2 separate regions of the Homo sapiens genome follow, and region 2 is linked to region 1. A link is an interaction called in ENCODE POLR2A ChIA-PET data of the cell type or tissue named here. Cell type or tissue: Panc1. All regions are shown on one strand. Each heading gives the region's core, and the rest is flanking DNA. Links, peaks and the distances in the headings are about the cores only. Region 1 holds the start of POGLUT3 (protein O-glucosyltransferase 3). Region 2 has its middle 24 kb from the start of EXPH5.

The links. Peaks named below come from ENCODE experiments on the same cell type or tissue, not always from the same donor. Only the 100,000 strongest peaks of a DNase experiment are listed, where the experiment ranks them.
Region 2: POLR2A ChIA-PET joins it to region 1 with 16 read pairs; 5 of 35 experiments call an interaction of 5 or more read pairs at or near these places.

Annotation. Positions count from the first base shown.
Region 1 is chr11:108,489,698-108,502,138 of GRCh38, reverse strand. It overlaps POGLUT3 (protein O-glucosyltransferase 3), which reads left to right and starts at 3,755. Exons shown (of 8, transcript NM_153705.5): 1 at 3,755-3,974; 2 at 10,972-11,169. The coding sequence starts at 3,773. LOC112267909 (a long non-coding RNA gene) reads right to left here and starts at 3,078. Exons shown (of 3, transcript XR_007062880.1): 1 at 2,489-3,078. RefSeq lists a silencer at 3,603-4,122. In Panc1, for the core only: no CTCF peak of the experiment used is centred there; DNase peaks (open chromatin) are centred at 4,348 and 4,978; H3K4me3 peaks cover 2,592 bases; H3K27ac peaks cover 2,435 bases.
Region 2 is chr11:108,611,976-108,624,416 of GRCh38, reverse strand. No RefSeq gene overlaps it. Among named protein-coding and RNA genes, the nearest start is that of EXPH5, 24 kb to the right of the region's middle. RefSeq lists enhancers at 2,371-2,450, 6,789-7,988. In Panc1, for the core only: no CTCF peak of the experiment used is centred there; DNase peaks (open chromatin) are centred at 3,376 and 7,656.

The sequences.
Region 1 (12,441 bases), core at 2,558-10,557:
TCATTGGTGACATGGAAAATTAGACAATTTCTACAAAAATTAGCCAGGTGTGGTGGGGTGCACCTGCAGGCTCGGCAGGAGGCTGAGGCAGGAGAATCGCTTGAACCTGGGAGACAGAGGTTCAATGAGCCAAGATCTCGCCATTGTAGATATGGGTGACAGATCGAGAGTGGCTGGGTGCCACTCCAGCCTGGCTGACAGAGCGAGAGTCCATCAAAATAAAATAAAATAAATGAATAAATAAAAATTAAAGAAAGAAAATTACACAATTTCTAAAGTTAAAGAGGAATTTATTATAAGGATGCAAGGATGTCTCAGAAACCAGAGATAGAGACGCTGCTCATGAACTGTACCAGACTCTAGTGCACTATACATAACCCAGAGAGTTTTCTGTATTTCTCTTCTATTTTCAGAATACAAGGGAAAAAAATAGCAAAGGTTATAATGCTGCTGTTGGAGAGCAGTCGGTACGTTAAAAATCTCCTAACCTTGATTTTAAACTCCCAGGGAAAGGGGATTAGTTCAGCATGAGTCAGTTTCCAAAATAGGAGCCAATAAACTGTAGCCATAGTTAAAGTTATGCTGTTACAAAGCCTCACTGTTAACCAGGCGGACTGTGGAGTAAAAAAAGAAGAGTTACCGAAAAGGTGGAAATGTTATGAACTGAGTCGACAATAATTAGCTGTGAATTTTATGTGACATTAATGTAAAGATTCCAGAGGCCACTGCAATTCACAGAAGTGTATTGAATCTAGACCTTCCAGAGTCACACACTGACTTTAATTATAGGTGTTTGAGATTGGAGTTCAATATGGAGATGAATGTGAAAGGGAATGAAAAACTTCTCGGAGTGTATCGTTTACTTCAAAGTTTTATACATGATGTTCCTGCTATCCAGAATGCTCTCCTCCTTCTCTTTATGTGGCTGATTCCTGTTTGACCTTCAAGGTTCGGCATAGATGTCATCTCTTTCAGAAGCCTCTCTTGGTTCTCCCAAGACTAGATTAGCTGGCCTTCATATGTAGTGTATAAGTACACTGTACTATGTTGGAAAAGGCTCTCTGCCATGGCCCTTGAACTTCTCTGATCATTCTTGCTGTTCTGCCACTCCAATGTCCAGCTCTTTATCAGTCCATTTCTCTGGGCGGTGTTTGTAGCAAGCAACGTTTGAGGGATGAGATAACATCTCCCCACCTTCAAAGAGCAGGCTTAATTCTGTGTAGCCTAAAAGAGGCAAATTCCTTTAGCTCAGTGCTCCTCTCTTGTAATGCAACCCACTTCAGGCATCCATCATAGTCTGTGTGCACTGTCCCCACAGGGCTTGGGAGGCTTAGGAACAAAAAGCAAACCAACATAAAGCTCTGGCTACTGCTTTTGCAGTGAATAATAAAGTTCTTTGATACAGGAGTGTTGTATCTTTTGACAGCATCCATGAAACAGTAACAGGCCAACTTGTTAGTTTGTAAGTGGGATAAAATCCTAGACCATGCAGTTCTTGAGGCCCATATTTTAACACCTATACGCTATTTACATTGCCTCTTAGTCTTTCTTCTCCACTAAACTACAGGCACTTTGAAGTCAAAATACAATATCTAAAATATGGTGGGCATTTAATAAATATGTGTTGAATGAATGAAATTTGATTAATGATAAAGAGTCTGGTCAAAGCACTGGTTGCTCTGAAGAGATATACTCTTTGGAGACAGGTTAAGATGAGAAAGAAAACAGGTTGGTGCAGGCTTAGTATTGCTAAACGCTAGTGTGTTCAGGTACAATTATATGGCTTCCCTGACGTGTTCTCAAAAAAAAAAAAATACTGGGTGTTAACCCAAATGTTATGTAATTTATTAGGCCATGTTTTACTATAATCCAGTACCGGCTAAACCTCAGATTATTTCTCTGGAAATTGTTTTAAGTCAGATTTTGAAAGAGTGTGAGCAAAATGTGTTCCATACAATTTTTTTAAGCGATAGTTGGAACAGAGCAAAGCTTTCTATTTAAAGCAAGGAGACATCCCCACAAAATAAAATTTATCAGTGAAAGTAATACCAAGTAATGTTACACTTTAGCCCTAAAATTTACCGGCAACTGACTACCAGTTCCTGAAACCTTTCCAAAGTACAAAGAATACTGTCCATAACCACTGCTTAGCATTACTAAAATAGGTCAAGAGAAGTGTGAAAATGTGGGAAAGATTTTGCCCTGGTAAAACTTGGTCACAGCAAGAATGCTGAGTAGCACGGTTAAAGCCGTGAGGCGGACAAAGGCTTGTCCAGTGCCTGGCTCTGATGTTTTGGGCATTAAGTTCCCCCAAGAGGGTGCAGAAATCCTGTGTCCATTCTGGGGTGTGAGTTCCTTCTGGATCATTCAGCCAGAGGAGAATCTTTATTGGCTTTAAATAAATTCAGATCTATTAACAATCCATTAACAAATTTGTATCCATTAACAAATTGGATAAAATGATCAAAAAAGAGAGGCAGATAGTAACCTTGACAATCTCTTCCTGGATCCAGCGTTCATCTTCTGAGGAGTGGTGGAGGTGGCTGAGACCAACCACGCACCACCACCCCTTCTCCCACTTCGATTACAGAGGCTTTGAGGTAAAGCTCGCACAAGGGCTCAAGGCAAGGCCTGGTCTTCTGCCACCCCAGTGCCCAGCTCCTCACTCTGGGCTTGGCCCAAACTCCGTGGATGTTCTGTAAACACCTGCTGGAAGAAGAGGAGTGCGGGAGGAAGCGGGGAAAGGGATGTGTGGGGTGGGGGGATCACGGTTCTGTGAGGGAGGCTGCTAAGCAGAAAAGCAACAAAACCGGCCACAAGAGAACGGTGCTGCTGTGAACAGAGGGCTGTGAGGGAGGGCGGGGGGCGTGACCTTGGCGCTCATCTTGTAAACTCGGAGACATTCCTTGGGAAAAGATATTTCCCTAAACTACATCGATCTTGGGGCCGGACCCTTTCATCGTCCCACAACAATCACCACCGGGTCTACGTCCTTTAAAAACACCTGAGCGGCGGACCCGGTGGCTCATGCCTGTAATCCCGGCACTTTGGGAAGCCGAGGCGGGCGGATTGCTTGAAACCAGGAGTTCAAGACCACCTTGGGCAACATAGGGAGACCCCGTCTCTACAAATAGTAATAGTAATAATAATAATAATAATAATAATAATAATAATAATAATAAATTAAATTAGCCAGCGTGGTGTCGTGTGCCTACAGTCAGTCCCAGCTACTCGGGAGGCTGAGGCGGGAGGATCTCCTGAGCCCACGAGTTCCAGGCTGCAGTGAGCTGTGGTCGCGCCATTGCACTCCAGCCTAGGCGACAGAGCCAGCCCCCTTGTCTGTATAAAAACAGAGAAAGAAAAGAGAAGAAAGAAGGAAAGGAAGGAAGAAAAAGAAAGGGAAAGACCACTGGAAGTGGAGGCCAGGCGTGCCTGAAGCCTTGGCAATCAACAGCCAGCGCACACTCGCAGCCTCGGTCTCTGGGCGGGCCTCTCCACCCCTTTCCTCCACGGGGCCTATGGGGCTGCGGGGAGGAAGGGGCGCACCCATCGTCGACCCCTACAGGGCGCGCAGTGGGTGATTGCGGCACTGGCTCGCGTTCCCGCCCGAGGGAGACGAGGCGGGACAGCGGGCGGGAAAGGGAGCCTGCGCCGCAATCTTTCCCGCCCGAAAGACCCGCCCCGCGGTGGGCCCCAGTCCCCGCCCGGTCCGCGGCGCTGCCGGCCCCTCCTCGCCGCCGCGGAGCTGGACCGCAGTTGTGCCCCGCCGACCATGCGCCGCCTCCCGCGGGCCCTGCTGCTGCAGCTGCGCCTCGCCCTGCTGGTGGCCGCGGGGGCCCCGGAGGTGCTGGTCAGCGCGCCGCGGAGCCTGGTGTGGGGGCCCGGGCTGCAGGCGGCCGTCGTCCTGCCGGTCCGCTATTTCTACCTGCAGGCGGTCAACTCGGAGGGCCAGAACCTCACTCGCTCTCCCGCAGGTAGTGTCCAGCCGCCGGCCTCCCTCGTCCCGCGGCCGGGTCCCCGCGCGTCCCCGCCGCCCGGGAGTCCGCCCGCGGCCTGCGTGGCGTCCCTCCCCGGCGTGTGTCGCCCCTTTTTGGGTCTGGTCAGCTCCTCTTCCCTCCTCCCGCCCATACTCAAAGCGGGCAAAAATCACCACGAAAGTTTGTGGAATGAATGAATGAATGAACTTGAAGGGCCCTTCCGCATTTAATGTGCAGGGACTGATGTTGCGAATGGACGGCGCCCGGGCGTTACAAGGAGTGTGCCGTGAGTCACACGTTGCCTTCCATCTCGGACTTAGTTGTCTGAACTGTGAGGGATTGCAGGGAGCGCTTTCCAGTGGTGAGTCATCAAGCCGACGGATCGCGTCGGATTACATGGCTTAGGCCTGGTGGGTTTGGAGCAACGAAATCCTACGCAGAGGAAATGTCAGAGCCGTAGGAAGGAGGAGGGGTTTACGTGTTAGTTTTTTGTTTCCTTTTTAGTTCTGAGTTTTTGAAAGCAGATTACAGGAACTAGGGAAACTCAGTAGAAATCATTCGGTTTTCCCTCCACGGAGGGTGAGATGGATCTCGTCCTGAATCCCTTTCTGCCCGGTCCTCCTCCCACGTTGTCCTTCACGTCTTAACCTTTGCAACTTCTTAAAACTTGTCCTGCTGGTTTCACGCTGTTGTCAGTCAGGATTTGCTAATGTATAATTTGGGGCTCTGGCCAACTAGCACCTTGTTGTATCAGCGAAGAGACAATTAGAATAAACCAGTGCCTCTGCCCCTGCTAGTCCAGCTGGGAACATAGCTGCCAGAAGTGTGTCCCAACTTGGGAAAGGGGTAAGGGGGTCTTGACAGCTGGGCAAAGCAGAGAATTTAGGAACCAAACATAATTCACTTTTAGATTTAATGATTTTTAAAATTTCATTCATTCAAGAAATACTTCTTTGATGTCTACTTCTGTGTTTGGTAATTCTGCTGGGAATCTAAGGATGAAAAGACAATGCCTGACCATCAAGGAACTTACAGTCTGTTGGTCAAAGACATGCAAATAACTGATCACTGTACAAGATAATTGAAGGTATGTACAGAGTGCAGTGGCAACATTGAAGCACTGCCAGAGACTGGAGAAATCCAGGAAGATTTCAGGAGCAGAGACTTGAAGGATGAGAAGGTTTGCTGGGCAGGCATATAGAAGGACGCCATGGCATGTGCAGAAGCACAGAGGCGTAGGAGACCGTGGTGTTCGGGAAAATAAGTACTGTAATTTAATGATACTGAGCGGAAAAGCCTGGTTGATTGTAGCCTCTGGTCTTCAAGCGCCTTGAATGCCAAGCAAATGACTTTATAACTAGATAAAAGAGAGCCACTGGAGAAATTTGAGCTGAGGCAAGAATCTGCCTCTCCCTTAACTACCTCAGTGGCTTGTTTTCTACATTTGATTCAGAACACCACTCCTGAAGTTGTCTTTGGGCATTGCTTTGATAACGTGTCTACCAGTTAGACCCTAAATACTCAGACAACTGGTTTCATATGCATGATATGCATTTAGGTAAAATAATTCCGACTCTATTGACAGAAACGCATGTGTGTATATCAGGGTTTCACAAACTTTTTCTTTAAAGGGCCAGATAGTAAATAATTTAGGCTTTGTAGGTGATATCATCTCTCACATTTATTCAGCTGTGCTTTGTAGCCATGGACATATAACAAACCCGTTTATGTTACAATAAAACTTTTTATGGCCACTGAAATTTCAATTTCATATAGTTTTCCATAAGTCACAGAATATTATTATTTTGATTTTTCTCCAACCCCCCTCCTCCTTTTTTTTTTTTAAGAGACAAGGTCTTTGTCACCCAGGATGCAGTGCAGTGGTACAGTCATAGCTACTGCAGCCTCAAATTCCTGGCCTCAAGGGATCCTCTTGCCTCAGTCTCCCCAAATGCTGGGATTACAGGCATAATCCACCATGCCCATCCCCATTTTAAAAATATAAGAATCATTGTTAGCTTACAGGATTTACAAAAACAGGCACTGAGCTGGATTAGCTAGTTTGTCAATCTCTAATGTATGTTAAAGACTCTCAGTTAAAATCCAAATGATACATGACTTAAAGTTGTGTATATGTTTTATATGTACATATATTATATATACATAAATATATTTAAACAAACGAAAAAGTTTACAGACAGTTTCTATTAAATATCTTAACAGAAGGAAAGTTACATTTATGATTCTGCATGGTTTACCCCTGTGATCTGTGACTTTTCTTTTTTTACCTTTTTTAGTCTTAGAAAGACTTCTCAGCCTGGGCAACATAGCAAGATTCCATCTCTACTTAAAATAAAAATTTTAAAAATTACCTACTTGGGAGGCTGAGGCAGAAGGATCAGTTGAGCCCAGGAGCTCAAGGTTGCAGTGCATTATGATTGTGCCACTGCACTCCAGCCCGGGCAACATAGCAAGACCCTTTCTCTAAATAAATAAATAAAATGGAACTTTTTGGACAACCTTACTTTCATTCCTTTGGATTCCCTTTGTTTCCTTTCAGGCCTCTTGATTTCTGGCTTCCAGTTAAAAAGGTGCCGTATAGTTCTGAAAACTCACCCAACTAGTTTCTTACATTTCTGCCACCAACATTCACTTCCAAGTCCTGAAGTCTTTCCCTCTTCAAGAACCAACTGAATAGCTGGTTATTCATGCCTTGTAATCTCAGCACTTTGGGAGGCCAAGGCTGGTAGACTGCCTGAACTCAGAAGTTTGAGACCAGTCTGGGCAACATGGCAAAACCCATCTACCAAAAAAATCCAAAATATCAGCCAGGCGTGGTAGTGCACAGCTGTGGTCCCAGCTACTGGGGAGGCTGAGGTGGGAGGATCTCTTGAGCCTGGGAGGCTGCAGTTGCATTGAGCTGAGATTGTGCCACTGCACACACACAAAAGAACTAATTGGAAAAGAGGAAAAATCTTCTCAAGCTGTAGCCTGTTGTACACAACTTAGAAAGTTTCCCTTATTATCACTCCCATTCGACAGTGTAGAATTTCCCTGAATGCCACTATTATGCTACATATATCCAAGTACCCAGATAACAAAAATATTGTGAACTTCAGTGATCTAAAGCAGGACATCTCAAACTGGGGTTCACAAACAGAAATTATAGGGTCTTTGTCCTTGGGTGGGGGGAAGAACTGTATCTTTATTTTCAGTAAACTCCTGCTTAAATTGAACATTTCCTTCAATTATGAATGTAGGCAGTACCTGTTGATACTATTATATTCCCAGTCTCTAGCACAATGCTTGCTAGAGATGCTGAGTAACTATTGTAGATGAAAAGAAATAAGGGGTGGAGGGAGGGATGATTGAAATATGTCAAGATGGAAGGATATAAATACTTATTTTCTACTCAGTCTTCTACCTTCATCAGTAATAATATCTTCATAAAATAATCTTACCTCCTGGCTGTGTAGTACTTTAGTGTTTTATACTATGGCTTGCTTAATTTGTCCTCCAAAATAGTCTTGTAAGGTAGGAAGGATAGATATTACTGTCTTTACACATAAGAAACTGGGCTCAGTGAAGCTAAAATGCCTTGCCCAGTGGGCTCCACAGTGAATGTGTCAGAGCCAAGGCAGGAACAGCCCTTTGAACTTCTACTTCATTGCTCTTTCTGTTTTATCAAATCATCCTTAATATGATTGTCGTACGTCAGTTTACAATAAGATCTTGGAGGGTGTTCGTCGTTGGCAGCTAGCCAGATATTTTTGGAGGATTTCCATTTAGCCTCATGGTACAACACCTTAGCCTTCTGGGATTTTGTTTCCCTTGACCGTGTGGGGTCAACACTTTTGCTGCAGCTGTAGAGGGCCTTAATGAGCTTCCTAAACAACAGAGGAGGAGATGACTCCATTGTATCCGAAGTGCCAGAAGTATTCCTCCAACTGTGACTGCTGCAAAGCTACATTCAAATATTGGCTCTGCTGCTCATTATGTATGTGACCTTGGGCAAGTTACTTTATTTCTTGGAGCATTGGTTTCTTGATCTATAAAATGGGAGTGACAGATACCTACCTCAAATTTCTTGTAGGAAATAAATGACATAGAAAATACATATGAAAGTCTCAAGCCCATAAAAAGTGCTAAGTGAATTTCTAAATATGCTTTTGATTTCTTACCAAATCAAACGTGTTCAAGATTTCTGATTCTAATGATGTAACACTTTGATGCTGCCAACCTCCTTTTGTCTACATAGTCACTGCATTCTCATCCAGTTAGCTATTTTTCTTAAGTTTGAATTTATTGAGTAGAAAACTCAAGCTGAGCCTCAATTCTTTTTTTTTTTTTTTTTTTTTGAGACAGAGTCTAGCTTTGTTGCCCAGGCTTGAGTGCAGTGGCGCGATCTCGGCTCACTGCAACCTCCGCCTCCTGGGTTCAAGTGAGTCTCCTGCCTCAGCCTCCTGAGTAGCTGGGATTACAGGTGCGCATCATCATGCCCGGCTAATTTTTGTATTTTTAGTAGAGAAGGGGTTTCACCATGTTGGTCAGGCTGGTCTCAAAATCCTGACCTTGTGATCCACCTGCCTTGGCCTACCAAAGTGCTCGGATTACAGGCGTGAGCCACCACGCCTGCCGTTGAGCCTCAATTCTATCCCACTATATTAGTACCCAGAGCTAATGAGAATTTTCATGCCTTCCATTTGAAGGAATTTGAAATTTCACTCTTCTCATTTTCTCTTTTATGAGGTTAGAATTCTTATTTCTGTTTCAGTCCTGATCCATATTATCTTGCATTGATTCTAACATTAATTTCATGTCAACAATGACACAGGCATGACAGATTACTGTAAAAAATAACTGAACATTTAAAATATATATTTCCAATGGCTATATTATAGTTGTATACATACATTTTGAAATGTAACTTTTAAATGATATTTCAGCGACAAAAAATATTACAACTGGAAGCGACCATAATTCTTTAGTCTGATACTTTCAATTTACAAATAATTGACGCATTTTGAAGCTAGTTGTTTTTTTCTGTCTTTCCCAAAAGTCACATAGTCAATAATATTCTTGTCTTATAACTGTTTTGTTTATTTAAAATAATAATATATGGAGAATAAGACTGTTTGATCAGGAAATAAGAAAACCTTTTTGTACATTTCCAGTTTGGGGAGGGAGCAATGAAAATGGCTTTCCAATTCCCAGACTTTCCTCTTCAGATTTCGATCTGCTGTGCCATGTTGCCTTTCTGAAACCATGTGGGAAATAATGCAAAGCAATAATTTATGTGTTTCATTTGTGCAGTTCAGGTAACTGGCCAACATTTCTAATAATTTCCTATTAAATTATTACCACTTTATAGCATCTTCCATGTTTATTATACTTCATTTAGGTTAGCAGATTTATTTCGTAATTTTATCATACTTGTTTCAAGGATCCTAAAATGTATATGTTTGGTACTCGATTATTAATATTTAATAGCAAGATGTCAGATACCACATTGTTATTACTAAATTGAAGAGACTGAGAAACATTTCTGCAGACTCACAAGAAAAAAAACCCTTAAAGATCAAAAGAAAGTAGATATTACACTCACTCGATTTAGAAACTAAGAATTTCACAAACGTGTTTAGTAATTTCAAAAGATATATTTTAAATATTCTAAATTTTATAATATGCGAAGTGAAAAACAACTTTGGTCACAATTTTCCTTTTGCTAGGACTGTGGATTTCCAAGGATTCATTACTTTTTTAGCATTTTCCTTTGATATGGTGATCTAAATGGTATATCCTCTGCACTCTCTGAAGGAAGAAGTTTCAAAGTTTATTCCTGGCCACAGTAACACTAATCACAACAGTATCATTTCAAAGCCTAAATGTCAGCTAATAGGAAAGGGAAAGTTTGTTGAATAGTTATTATTTACGTAGAACAGAAACCCCACAAAACTTTGAAGGTGGAATGGATTATTACAGTGTAACTGTTTCATTTCAAGCTGAGGAAACAGACTCAGAAGTAATCTCTAGTATTTACAAAGATGTGTATGTGTGTGTTTGTGTGTGTGTGTGTGTGTGTGAGCTTGTACAAGAGTCTGGTAACTAGCTGTAATCTCTCTCTACGTAAGGAAATGGCCTTAGAAGTACCACTTGAAATTTGGGCTTAATAAACGGGGAAATTTTCACAGAAATGAAGGTTATTAGATACTGAAATGGTATACAAAGAAAGCTTGTGTGTGTTTTATAAGGAGGAAGTTCGATTACTAGAGAGATCTGTCATGCTTAGAGTCCATGGATTTTTAACTATTTGGGCTTTAATCCTACCCAAAGGAGGAAAGACCAAATAAGCAAAAAGTTTATTTTTTATTTGCTTTTAAAAAATGATTTGCTTTTGTTCATGCAGTAAATCTTTATTGAATGACTAATGATTCAAATGTTGAGTCTGATCCGTGGTTTGAATACATGAACCAGACCAAGCTCTGTGGCTCAAGCCTGTAATCCCAACACTTTGGGAGGCTGAGGCAGTGGGGATCGCTTGAAGTCAGGAGTTTGAGATCAGCCTGGGCAACACAGCAAGACCCCCTCCAACCCATCCCGCCCCCCACCATCTCTACAAAAAATTTCAAAAATTAGCTGGGCATGGTGGCACACTCCTATAGTCCCAGCTACTCATGGGGCTGATGCAGGTTGAGGCAGGAGGTTCATGAGCCCAGGAGGTTGGAGCTGTAATGAGCTAGGATTCTGCCTCTGCACTCCTAGCTGGATGACAGAGCAAGACCCTGTCTCAAAAAAGAAAAAAAAAAAAAAAAGAATGCATGAACCAGACATGACAGTTCCTGGCCTCAAAGATCTTCCAAAGGAAATGATTTTTTTTTAACCACCAATGCTGCAGGAAAAAGCAACATATTTAAGTTATCCAATAACACCTATCCAATAATTGTAAATCATTATCATGACATGGTAGAGTTGTTTATATTTCTTTTCCTTTTAGGTGAAACACCATTCAAAGTCGTAGTCAAATCTCTTTCACCTAAAGAGTTGGTCCGGATACATGTCCCTAAACCTTTGGACAGGAATGATGGAACATTTTTGATGAGATATAGGATGTATGAAACTGTCGATGAAGGCCTGAAGATAGAGGTCCTTTATGGTGATGAACATGTGGCTCAGTCTCCCTATATTTTGAAAGGTAAGTGATTATTATATACTCCAGAGTCAGCCTTGTGTGTAGGTCCCATGCCTTTCAGAATGGCCTAAACCTGATGACCTCAAAGTCATGTGCAGTAAAGTAAACATTGTATACATACCTCCTGGAGCTCAATTTAAATTTTAAGGGAAAGAAAATTAAGTAAAGAGATTTAAATGATAAGAAAAAAATCTTGTGTATTTACATCCATGTAGTTACTATTTGCGAAACTCTTCATTCCTTTGTGTAGATCCATATTTCCATCTAGTAACATTTGCCTTCTGCTTAAAGGATTTTTATTAATATTTATTTTACTGTGAGAATGCTGGTGATGAATTCTTCCAGCTTTTGAATGTCTGAAAAAACTTTATTTTGCCTTTTGTTTGTTTGATTTGTTTTTTGTTTACTTTGAGACAGGGTCTTGCTCTATGGCCCAGGCTGGAGTACAGTGGCACAGTCAAAGCTCACTGCAGGCTGGGCGTGGTGGCTCACATCTGTAATCCCAACAATTTGGGAGGCTGAGGCGAGTGGATGGCTTGAGCTTAGGCATTCAAGACCAGCCTGGGCAACATGGTGAAACCCCGTCTCTACTAAAAATACAAAAATTAGCCAGGCATGGTGGCGGCGCATGCCTGAAGTCCCAGCTACTCGGGAGGCTGAGGCTGGAGAATCGCTTGAACCCGGGAGGTGGAGGTTGCAGTGAGCCAAGATCACATCACTGCACTCCAGCCTGGGTGACAGAGCGAGATTCCATCTCAAAAAAAAGCTCACTGCAACCTTAAACTGCTGGGCTAGGCCATGTGCAGTGGCTCACACCTATAATCCCAGCACTTTGGGAGGCCAAGGCCAGAGGATCACTTGAGCCCAGGAATTCAAGACCACGCTGAGCAACATGGCAAAAACCCATCTCTACAAAAAATTAGCTGGGTGTGGCGGCACATACCTGTAGTCCCAGCTACTCAGGGGGCTGAGGTAAGAGGATCACCTGAGCTCAGGGAGATCGAGGCTGCGGTAAGCTGTGATCGTGCCACTGCACTCTGGCCTGGGGGACAGAGTGAGACCCCCTGTCTCAAAACGAAATAAAACAGAAACAAAAACTGCTAGTTTAAAGCAAACCTCCCGCCTCAGCCTCTCAAGTAGCTAGGACTGCAGGCACATACCACCATGCCCAGCTAATTAAAAAATATTTTTTTGTTTCTACAAAACATTTTTTTGTTTCTACAGGGTCTTTTTATGTTACCTAGGCTAATCTCAAACTCCTGCACTCAAGTGATC
Region 2 (12,441 bases), core at 2,897-10,896, 120 kb before region 1:
AACATGATTGAACAGGGAGGACCTGGCAAATGAGCTCTCTGTGGGTGTGCATGCCAATATCAATGCTGCACCCAGAGAGCATGCTAGACGGAGTTATGTTGATTCTTGGAGAAGTCTGCCTTTAACAATAATGCCAATTGCACCACAGACACATCTTCAACACACAAGCCCCACCTCAAATGAAAAACTTTTTTACAAAACAATGAACACATGTTGGCCTGTTTGATTGGGAAAAGCCTTTAACCATGATAAAAAATGAGCCTGGTGCTAAGAAAAAATTAAAACAACCGTGAGAGAAGAGGCCAAATGTTATTGAGCAGGTCTTTCAAATTGGTGGCCTTGAACCATTGGACATAGGACTTTAAAATTTCATATTTTCATTCCAGTGATAATCTAATGATATTAATATAATCATTACATCAAAAATATCTTGAAAATATTCTTCGGGCTATTTCTTATTCCCCTCATTTATTATGTTTCACAGTACCCTACTATAATTCATGCTGAGCCTGATGGTGCCCAGGGAAGAAGATACTAACCAGAAGGAAGTTCCACAGAATGAAGAAGAGATGATAGAGGGCAAGTAACCATAAGAATAGAAAGGGACAGGCCAGGTGCAGTGGCTCGTGCCTGTCATCTCAGCACTTTGGGAGGTGGGAGGATTGCTTGAGCCCAGGAGTTTGAGACCAGCCTGGGCAACATCGTAAGATCCTGTTTCTACAAAAAAAATTAAAAATAGAAAAAATAAGAATAGAAAGGAACATAGAAGCCCTTCTGGAATGGGGAAGAAATGAGGCAAGAAGTCAAAACCAGTATCTTCCTTCTCCTTGATCACTCAACCCCTCTTTGCCTTCATCCTTCCCTTTTTGTTCAAATTGTTTCTGCCTAAAGTAAATCCTTCTTTAGCTCTTTTAGCAAGGAATGTGAGTGGTAAATCTTCTCTGTTTTGTATTAAAATATTTTTATTTTGCCTTATTTTATTTTGACAATTGAATGATAATTTAGTTGGGGATAGAATTCTAAGTTGACAGTTTTGCAACTTTTATTCCATTGACTCTGAATTTGATAATTTCTGTTGAAAAGTCTATTGTCATTTTAACTAATGTTCTCTTTTAGTTTAAGTTTTAAAAATCTTTGGGTGTCTTAATATTTTCTTTTCATTTGAGGTGTTCCATCATTAGTTATCCTGAAGATTCATGTCTTTCATTAATTTAAGAAAATTCTCAGACATTATCATTTGAAATACTGCCTCTCCCACTCTTCATTCTCTCCTTTGGAAATTCCTATTAGATAGGCACTGGACATTTTTCTTCTTTCTTCCATATCTCTTAAACTATCTTTCATATTTTCCATTTCTCAAGCTTTTGAGAGTCACATTTGTATATATTTCCTTAGATCTAAATTTCAGGTCATGAATTGTCTATTTAAGAATTAGTGTAGCTGTATTTTTTTATTTTAATTTTTAGAAATTTTATTTTTTAAAAGTAGGACTTTGATCTTATTTTCCTGTAATTCCTATTCTTTCTTATCTCTTGTTTTAAACATACTTATTTTATAGTGCTATAAGCTGAAGTGCTTGGGAGGGAGTATATAACTGCTGTTTATTGAATCTGATAACTTTCACACATGGTGGATTATTTCCTCCTGTATTTTGTCATTTCACTGGGGATCATTTTTTCTTTGTAGCCTTGGGTTTGGAAGTACCCTGTAAAGTAGCTTATTTGTTTGTTTATTTATTTATTTATATGGTTTGTCTGTGTCCCCACCACAATCTCATCTTGAATTGCAATCCCCATTATCCCCACATGTCGTGGGAGGGACCCAGTGGGAAGTGATTGGATCATGGAGGCAGTTTCCCCCTTGCTGTTCTCATGATAGTGAGTTCTCACAAGATCTGATGGTTTTGGGAGTGCCCGGCATTTCCCCTGCTAGCACTTCTCCCTCTTGCTGCCCTGTGAAGAAGATTCATTCCTTCCCCTTTGCCTTCAGTCATGATTGTAAGTTTCCTGAGGCCTCCCAGGCAATGCAGAACTGGAAGTCAATTAAACCTCTTTCCTTTATAAATTACCTGGTCTTGGGCAGTTCTTTATAGCAGCGTGAAAACAGAGTAATACATTTATTTTTTAATTTTTTACTTATTTATTGAGACAGAGTCTTACTCTGTCACTCAGGCTGGAGTGCAGTGGTGCAATCTCGGCTCACTGCAACCTCCACCTCCCAGGTTCAAGAGATTCTCATGCCTCAGCCTCCTGAGTATCTGGGACTACAGACACGCACCACCATGCCTGGCTAATTTTTTTTTTATTTTAGTGCAGACAGGGTTTTGCCATGTTGGCCAGGTTGGTCTCTAACTCTTGGCTTCAAGCAATACACCCGCCTTAGCCTCCCAAAGTGCTGGGATTACAGGCATGAGCCACCATGCCCAGCTATTTGTTTATTTAATTTTTGCTTCTGGCATACTGTCAAGTTGAGGTTTACATTAACTTTGTGACTCGGGGAGTTTCTGGACAATACAGGAAATTCCACATCTGTCCATGGAGTACCTGGGGTTTTAATTTCTTGAAAGAGCTTATGTTGTTTTCTGCCCAAAAACCTAGGCATTGACATGTTTCCTTTGAGTCTCCCTGAGACTATGGGGAGAGTTCTTCTAGTCATTCTTTCACACAGGCACATCGCTCTCAGTGTCCCTGCATAGGCTTAAGACCTATGGTCTTAAATAGCATTGTTAATTTCTAAGTGTAAAATTGCAGAGTCAGTCTGTGTGCTTACCACAAGGCTTTCACATCTTTTTTCCATTTCTGGTATGGGGAGTTTCCTTTCTCTATGTAGTTACATATAATTATATTGTACCTCTAAATAGCTACATTGCATCCAGCATTTTGAGGTTTACGAGAGAAGATTCTGTGTTATCTTAGTCCTCTTTGTTGTTAGAACTACATGTTTAGCATTGAATTTTTAATTTCTTGGCAAGCATCTGTGGTTGCTTTTATGTCTTGATTTTAAAATGACAGTTAACTGTGTTCAAAGTAGTACTGATGTTTCATTCTTTTACCAAAATCAAACTTATTTCATTGAAGTGAAAATTCAAAATTAAAGGCAATTTCATAGAAAAAAACTTTAGTTTTATAGAAAAGTTAATCCATTGAGACTTCCATTTGCTTGTATGAAAATGATATGATACAGTGGAGTCATGAACTACTTTGATTGTTATAAACCAATGAGAAAAAAACACAAGAAGCAAATGTAATATATGAATGATGGTTTCAATCCAAGTGGAGGCATGAAGTGAGAGAAAGTTTTACAAGTAGTCAGATAGAGATAACTGGTAGAAGAATTGAGTCATCACACAGCAAATACTATAAAAGGCATATTGTCATAAATGAGTAGATAGGTTACATAAATTTCACTTCTGTACACAGAAGTTCAACAGTTCATGACTACTATGTATAGTAGTAAGTATGCAGTTAAAAAAATTCTGAAAACAGTGTGTTTTATTCATTAGCGTTGCATCGGGAGGATACAGTATTAAAATGAATATTTCATTAAAGTAACCAATGGCTGATTTTTTTAAAAACCTAGTTCATTGTTTTCTTTCAGCAACACTATACCCTCTGTTTCATGACATACATATTGGTAAATAGATTTTTAGGTTATTTAGTTTTCTTTTTTTAATTTTTAAGTTTAAAAAAATTATTGCCCATATAGTTTAATAAAGCTACATGAATCAGAAGTTTGTACCTAATTTTTTGTTTGTACATATTAAGTAACATTTAAATTAAAACAATTCAAGTCATCATTAAAGATCCAAGTAAGAAACAGTGGTATGTAAGTGTTAAAAGGAAACTTGAGACAAGTCAAATTTGATGGAGTTTAGTTGAGCAAAAAAAAAAAAAAAGGAAACAATTTGTGAATAGGGTAGCCTTCAGAATTACAGCAGAGTCAGAGAGACTCCTGGGGTATATCGTGGTCAGAACAAATTTATAGATTAAAAAAAGTAAAGTGACGTACAGGGATCGGAAATGAGGTACGGAAACAGTGAGATTGGTTACAGCTCAGTGTTTGCCATATTTGAACGCAGTTTGAACACTCAGCAGTCTATGAGTGGTTGAAGTATGGCTGCTGGGATTGACCAACACTCAGCTATTGTTACAGGTGCATACTCCTAAGTTTAGTTTTCAGTTTTGTCTGCCTATTAAGCTAGGTTATGGTTCTCCACAAGGACTCAAATATAGAAGTACAGAGTCCTTCTCAGGCCATATTTAGTTCACTTCAACATAAGATAAGACTCTAGGGTGGGAGATAGAGTCCATGCACTGCAGCCCTGGATTTTCTATTAGGTTGAATGATATGAGCTTGTCATATAACCTTTTTCAATTTTACCTACAAAAATTGCAATAATACATAATAGCTATGTAAACTTGAGTAAGAAATTTAACTTCTTTGAGTCTACCCTTTCTCATCTGTAAAATAGAGAAAAATAGTTCTGACCTATTAGAATATGGCTGTTTATATATTAGAACAGAATTTATTTTACTTATCTAATAGATAGAGTTATTTTTTTCTCCACGAGGATATGTTCCAAGGAATCTGGTCTTTTATAATAAAAAAAAATTGCTCCATTTCCCCTTGGGGAGAAGAGGTGTCCTGCTTCCCCCAACCACTGGCAAGAGGGGAGAGGAGAACTAGCTGAAAGAATTTTCCCAAGAAGAGTAGAAGCTCCACCTCCTTATCCTACCAGAAATCTCAAAGATGGCCTTGCCATGTCTGGGAGTTTCCATGCCTATTCTTGACCCAATGTTAGACTAAGAGCTTCCACCACGGCCATAAACGACACTCTAGTAAAAGCCAGATGGTATCATGTTACAAGGTACAAGAAGAGCAAAACATATTTCTACACAGAAAGGCTATAAAGATCCAGGACACTTTTGTCAAAATCCACATACAGTTTCCCCTTCAACAACCGGGGTTTGAACTGCGCTGATCCATTTACATGAGATTCTTTTCAACCAAGAACAGACTGAAAACACAGTATTCCTGGGATGGGAAATCCTGATATACGCAGGGTAAACTTTTCATCTATGGGGGTTCTACAGGGTGGATTGCTGAACTTGAGTATGTGGGGATTGGGGATTTGCAGGGGTCCTGGGGCCAGTCCTCTGATTATACAGACAGATGGCAGTACTATTTTGGGTTGGAGAGAGTGACGCTTATGATTGCAGTCACTATCAACAAGATACTGAAAATTAATTTTCAATAACAATGACTGTTAAACAACTCATCTATTTGTAGGATATTAATTTGGTGGACAAAAGGAAGACAAGCAGTCTATACTCAATAAAAAACAAATATGTATAGATAAACAATAAGCCATCAGATTTGATTCCTAAAGAATGGATATAAAATTCAAGAATTTGAGGCAAAAAATCATAGATCTACATAGATATGTAGACACAAAAGATCTATACATAAATACATGAACATATATATAAAATGTATATAGCCTTTGACTTAGCAGACAGAGACAGAGAAAACATTCACAGACACACAATGATAGGAACAGTAAGGATTATCTTACAGATCATGAAAGCCATGTGAGGTAGACCATCCATTTTCGGACAGCATCAGTACACATTTATATTAGTGGCCAGAGTGATACCAGATTTCATCTAACATTCCATGTATAAGGATAATCATCTCTCAACCACCAGCCTCAGGCAGCCATGAGAATTAGATAGTATGAAATAACATTTCACAAGGGGCTGCTATAGACATGAATCATATTTACCAAAAGAATAACTACTGTTTGTGATGTTACCAATTTTATTTACATGGAGGGAGGGGGAAGGGAATAGAGGAAATAACACAATATAGTTAATTTTTTAAATTCATGTTTCTTTATAAGGTTTCTGTATTTGATTCTGGGTAAAACTTGAGTTGTAGAAGTGAAATTTTCAGCTTTCCCAGAAACTCCAGTGAAAACTGGATATGATTATTTTTCAGGCAGGGGACTACGCAATGTGAACCTTTTCTGTTCAGGATTTGTGTATTTCAAGTGCTAAGTGGAAGCAGACTGAAATATTCTCAGAATACTGTCCTAAGAACACTCTAGGAAAACAAATGTGTCTGGCAGAAATATTTCTTAATGGTTACCAGGACTGTTCCTCCTTAAAAATGCATCACAAATTCCACAAATGAGTATGTGGGGGCATACACACCCCCATCCACCTACCTCTAATCCCTAAACAAATGCCTCTTTCTTTTGTCTATTCAAACGTATCTGAATTTTTTAAAAATGTTCTCTTTTAATTTCTTATTTTATTAGTAACTCCAACAAATATATACACTAAAATAAACATGAAGTCTCATTATGCCACAGAAGCTTACAAGAGGTAAGGAAAGGGATAGAGTGGTATATACCTTGTAATGATTCTCTAACAGGTTAGACTGTCCTTAAGCATCCTGCATAAGTGGCTTAGGAAGCTTATGCTGCAGCTGACTTTCTTTTTTAATTCACTCAGAATTTTGCCACAAATTCATTAACTCTTTGCTAATCAGATATAATCCCAAGCCACTTTTAACCTGCTTAGAACATCTCTGGTGTGCATCTGGTGTTAACAGAAAATACAGAAAGGACATAGGGAAAAAAAAGTCTTGCCTCCTGTGCACCTTTGCAAGATGACAAGCTTTTCCTGCCCACAAACAGCATCTGCATCTAGTAGGCTAACAAGGCAGTAGCCAACAGGTAAATCTTCTACCTCTTTCTGAACCACTGAAGTACCTTTAGTCATCCTCCTTGCCTTCTCCTTCCTTCCCTCTTCCCTTCGCCTCCCCTTGTACCCAAACATGATGTTCCATTAACAAATAATGCTCTTAGAGCATTGAGGGGAACACACTGGAGAAGGAGAACAAGACTTTGCCTTGTTTCTCATTCACAGTTTTAGTGGAATCTATTTGGAATCTAAGCCCTGCTTACAAAGGAAAACATTGGGCATCATGAAAAATTTGAGGGATGTAGACTGGATCTTGGGTCTCAACTCTGTCGCCCAGGCTGGAGTGCAGGGGCCCCCAACCATAGCTCACTGCAGCCTCGAACTCCCTGGCTCAAACAATTCCATCCTCCCTCCTTATCCTCTCACTCCCCACAACACACACCATTAGCTGAGACTACAGGCCCTGGCAGCCACCACGCCTGGCTAATTACGCCAGATCTTATAGTTCAGAAACTCTTAAGTAGCTCTTAGTGATAGCCTCAAGCCCTGGGAACTGTCTTAGGATTTCCTATCCCAAAAAGGGAAAATAATTGTGTTTAGGTCAGTCCTCATCTCAATTTAAGAGGGGCTTGATTAACACTGAAAGTTTGAAGATTAAACCTTTTATCTTGGCCCATTTTTTCAGCTGTTCCCTTACATTTTCTACTCCTCTGCCAGGTTGCAAAGTTTTAAAAGACCATGGAGTACTATACTGAGCATTACACTGAGTAGCTGCTCACCTAATATTTAAGGAATAGGATGGAATTATGCTATCCCTAATTCAGGCTCCTGGCTTAGTACACCATCCACTGCTCTGGAATGTGATCGCCCTATTGCAGTGTCATGGTGATGGTGACCACAACAAAAAGAAAGCAATCTCTCAGGAGAAACCAGGAGGTTCTTTCTAGTTAGTCAACGCACGGAAGACAAGGTGATTCACACAACTCCAATGAGGTAATCATAAGACAATAGGATTTGAAATCCAGCAGGAATTATGAGTCATAACAGTCACATTTTCAGTTGGAATATCCAGTTTGTTTTGCTTCTCAGGTAAATAATAGGCAGCATACCTACATATAGACAAAAGCAAAGGGCCTGAATTATTTGCTTTTTGTTTTTTTGTTTTGAGACAGAGTCTCACTCTATCACTCGGCCTGGAGTGCAATGGCTCGATCTCAGCTCACTGCAATCTCTGCCACCCTGGTTCAAGGGATTCTCCTGCCTCAGCCTCCCGAGTAGCTGGGATTACAGGCTCCTGCCACCGTGCCCAGCTAATTTTTGTAATTTTAGTAGAGACGGGGTTTCACCATCTCGGCCAGGCTGGTCTCGAACTCCTGACCTCGGGTTATCTACCCACCTGGGCCTCCTAAAGTGCTGGGATTACAGGTGTGAGCCACTGCGCCCGGCCCGTTTGTTTTTTGGGTTTTGTTTTGTTTTTTGAGACAGGGTCTCTGTCTGTCACCCAGGCTGGAGTGCAGCAGCGTGATCTTGGCTCGGTCTGCCTCCCAGGTTCCAGCTATTCTCCCACCTTATCCTCCCAAGTAGCTAGGACCACAGGTGTGCACCACCCCGCCCGGTTAATTTTTGCATTTTTAGTAGAGACGGGGTTTCGCCATGTTGCCCAGACTGGTCTTGAACTCCTGGGCTCAAGCAAACAGCCTGTCTTGGCCTCCAAAAGTGCTGGGATTACCGGTGTGAGCCGCCGTGCCCAGCTATTTGCTTTTTAAAATTTATATAATCTTGGGCCGGGCACGGTGGCTCACGCCTGTAATCCCAGCACTTTGGGAGGCCAAAGCAGGCGGATCACAAGGTCAGGAAATCGAGACCATCCTGGCTAACACGGTGAAACCCCATCCCCACTAAAAATACAAAAAATTAGCCAGGTGTGGTGGCGGGCGCCTGTAGTCCCAGCTACTCCGGAGGCTGAGGCAGGAGAATAGCGTGAACCCGGGAGGCGGAGCTTGCAGTGAGCGGAGATCGCGCCACTGCACTCCAGCCTGGGCGAAAGAGTGAGACTCCGTCTCAAAAAAAAAAAAAAAAAAATTAATAAATGCTCTTTATGTACAAATATATTTTAGTTTTATGACCATGGAAGAAATGTCATAAGTATTTTCTCTCACTTCATAAATCTTTTGTATGCATTATTAGGAGTTATATTTATTCCTAAATTAAATATTCACTCAAATAACATGCCCTAAATTATTGTGAATAGCTATTGGAAGTGAGGATGAGAGAAAAAAGTTTTCCCTTGGAAAAGCCTCTCCTAACACAATCAGCATGACAGTTGCTCTTGAGATAACATGAATTCTGTTATCTCGTAAGCAATATAATTGACTAGATAGTAGCAACAAGGAAAAAACCTTTTAAATTTAAAAAAAAGAAGATAAAAAGAAAAAAAAGAGCTTCAAATCACAGAAAAAACCAAAAACTTTAGTTTTGTTTTGTTTTGTTTTGTTTTGTTTTGTTTTGTTTTTGAGACAAAGTCTCACTCTGTCACCCAGGCTGGAGTGCAGTGGCGTGATCTCGGCTCACTGCAACCTCCGCCTCCTGGGTTCAAGCAATTCTCTGCGTCAGCCTCCCAAGTAGCAGGCATTACAGATGCCCACCACCACGCCTGGCTGATTTTTTGTATTTTTAGTAGAGACGGGGTTTCACCGTCTTGGCCAGGCTGGTCTTCAACTCCTGACCTCGTGATCCACCTGCCTCAGCCTCCCAAAGTGCTGGGATTACAGGTGTGAGCCACCACACCCAGCCTTAGTTTTTTTTTTTTTTAAAAAAAGCTTAAAACCTTATTAATATGGCACTGTGTTGATAAGCAAAGCATTTTGCCTGGACTTTGGTAAGAAAGAAATAGGCCACTTGTCTTTTTCAGCCCTTTTCAACCTTTTTGTGTAGACAGCAGCACAACTAAGTTTTCTCAACTAGCTAATAATCTTTAGCAATTTTGGCTTCCCACAAGGTGTCTTCCACACAATAGATGTCCAGGATATAGTTGATGCATGAATAAGTGAATGAATTAATGCACTTCTCAACTTTGACATGCTGGGCTAATGGTAGGCCCTTCACATAAGCTTCTTGAACTGACTTGACACTATCCTTAATACTTCTTTCAGAAGTAGCTTCTTCTCATGCCACCTGTTGACCTGGAGAGTTACTAAATAACCAATACTTGTATATATATCCCTGTAAGTGTGGCCCAGACTAGACTATTGGGTAATGATCTGGGTAGAGTAAGAATAGAGCATAAAACATAATTTCTTCCCCCATTATCAATGGCTATAAGGTCTTTTACCAATTTTAATTTAGTCATCACATAGTGACTGATTGATACGCATTATAAGCGGAAACTTAAAAATCATGACTCATCAGCACAAGTAGGCTATACATGTTCTGCCTGTTCAGTACAATAATAATTCATTTGGCATGTCTTACTGAGCATTAACACAATAATGAAATCTGAATGTATAACAGCTTCTTAAATTTTACTAGTTACATAAGTAAACTGTGTATGATCATCTTAATCTTGTTATTTGTGCACTTTTTTTTAAAGTTTGTTGTGTTTTGTTTTGAGACAGGCTCTCGCTGTGTCACCTACCCTTGACCTCCCAGACTTAAGCCATCCTCCTGCCACAGCCTCATGAGTAGCTGGGAGTAGCTGGGACTACAGGCACACACCATCACATCCAGCTAATTTTTAAAAATTTCTTGTAGAGACAGGGTCTCCCTGTGTTGCCCAGGCTGTTCTTAAACTCTCAGGCTCAACAAATCCTCCTGCCTCAGACTTCCAAAGGGCTGGGATTACAGGCGTGAGCCACCATGCCCAACCTAAAATTACTTTTCATTCTAGAAGTATAAAGGTTTTTGAAGTTTAATCTGATAATAACTTATATAAGAATGAATAGCTTGACTTCTCTGAAATAGAAACTCAGAAACACTTCTGACTTCTCTAAAATATGAACTCACCTGCTGCTGTGTGGCCCCCAGGTTGGGAACCCCTGCTTTAAAGGCTCGTTGGACATCTCCAGTGCTTCTAATCAGAGCACAGCGTGAAATTGCTCCTTTGTCAATGGAAGCAGGGATGTTGAGAAACCTAATGCAGCATTAATATCCACATAAGGCCAGGCACAGTGGCTCATGCCTGTAATCCTAGCACTCTGGGAGGCTGAAGTGGGCAGATTGCCTGAGCCCAGTAGTTCGACACCAGCCTGGGCAACATGGCAAAACCCCGTCTCTACTAAAAATACAAAAAATTAGCCAAGTGTCATGGCATGCACCTGTAATCCCAGCTACTCGGGAGGCTGAGGCACTAGAATCGACTGCACCTAGGAGGCAGAGGTTGCAGTGAGCCGAGATCACACTACTGCACTCCAGCCTGGGAGACAGAGTGAGACTGTCTTCAAAAAATAGAAATTAAAAAAAAAAAACTGACATGAGTATCACCGAGGAGTTAGGATAGTTTTATGTCTGGCTGTGGTTGCCTAAGAACCAGCCATGCTATTTAACACCAAACACTACAATATAAAAGAAGTATATGTAAAGGAAAAAAGTTTGCATTAAATTCTTCCTTGCCAGACACATGTAACTTTGGTTCAGCAGCATTTAATAATGATAAGTTAATACATTTTATTGATTTTGCATATTGGGGAGGTAAATCCACACTCACAGTCAAAAGAACTGTGTCCCAGCTTTGCCACTTACTGGCAGTTGTCCTTAGATGAATTATCTAAATACTGTGACTCTGTTTCCTCCTCATCTGTAAAGTGGGGCTAATAATACCTATCTTGAAAACACAGTGCCCTGTGTAGCTGAAACTTTTTTTTTTTTTTTGAGACAGAGTCTTGCTCTGTCACCCAGGCTGGAGTGCAACGGTACCATCTCAGCTCACTGTGACCTCCGCCTCCCGGGTTCAAGAGATTCTCCTGCCTCAGCCTCCCTAGTAGCTGGGATTACAGGCACACACCACCACGCCCAGCTAATTTTTGCATTTTTAGTAGAGACGGGGTTTCGCCATGTTGGCCAGGCTAGTCTCGAACTCCTGACCTCAGGTGATCCATCAGCCTCAGCCTCCCAAAATGCTGAGATCCCAGGCATGAGCCACCATGCCTGGCCTAACTGAAGCTTAGTAAATGTTGATTCCTTCTTTTAAATTACAAAATGCTTGGACAAGCTCCAGTAAAATAGAAACAAAGGGTTAAATTTTGCTTCCACAAAGTCAAAAGTCTTATTAATAAATTTATTGAGTTCATGTATCACATTGTAAAAGAACTTAGGAAGATTTTTAAAAACATTAGCTAGTTTTCATTTTAGATCCACAAAATGTTAGTGAAAATAAACAGAGTAGTCTGTGATTTTTAATAAAAATTCAGTAGCGGCTCAATACAATGCAATGGAAAATAAGCACAGGTTGTGGAGTTCGGGAGACCTAGGGTCACCTCCTAGTTCTGCCACTTAATAGTTTTGTGACCTTGCAAAAGATAATATCGTTGAGGCTCATTTTCTTTATGGACAGGAAGGGGATAATACCATATTTCAATGAATCTAATAATCCATATATTGTAAGACTCATTGTTCTTTCATGTACAAGTAAAAATAAAACACTGCCATTAAGACACAATGCTTTCTTGTAATGTAGAATTTTTATTTCATACTTACTGAAAGAGCTCTTTCAATACATTTAGACAGGTTTTAATCA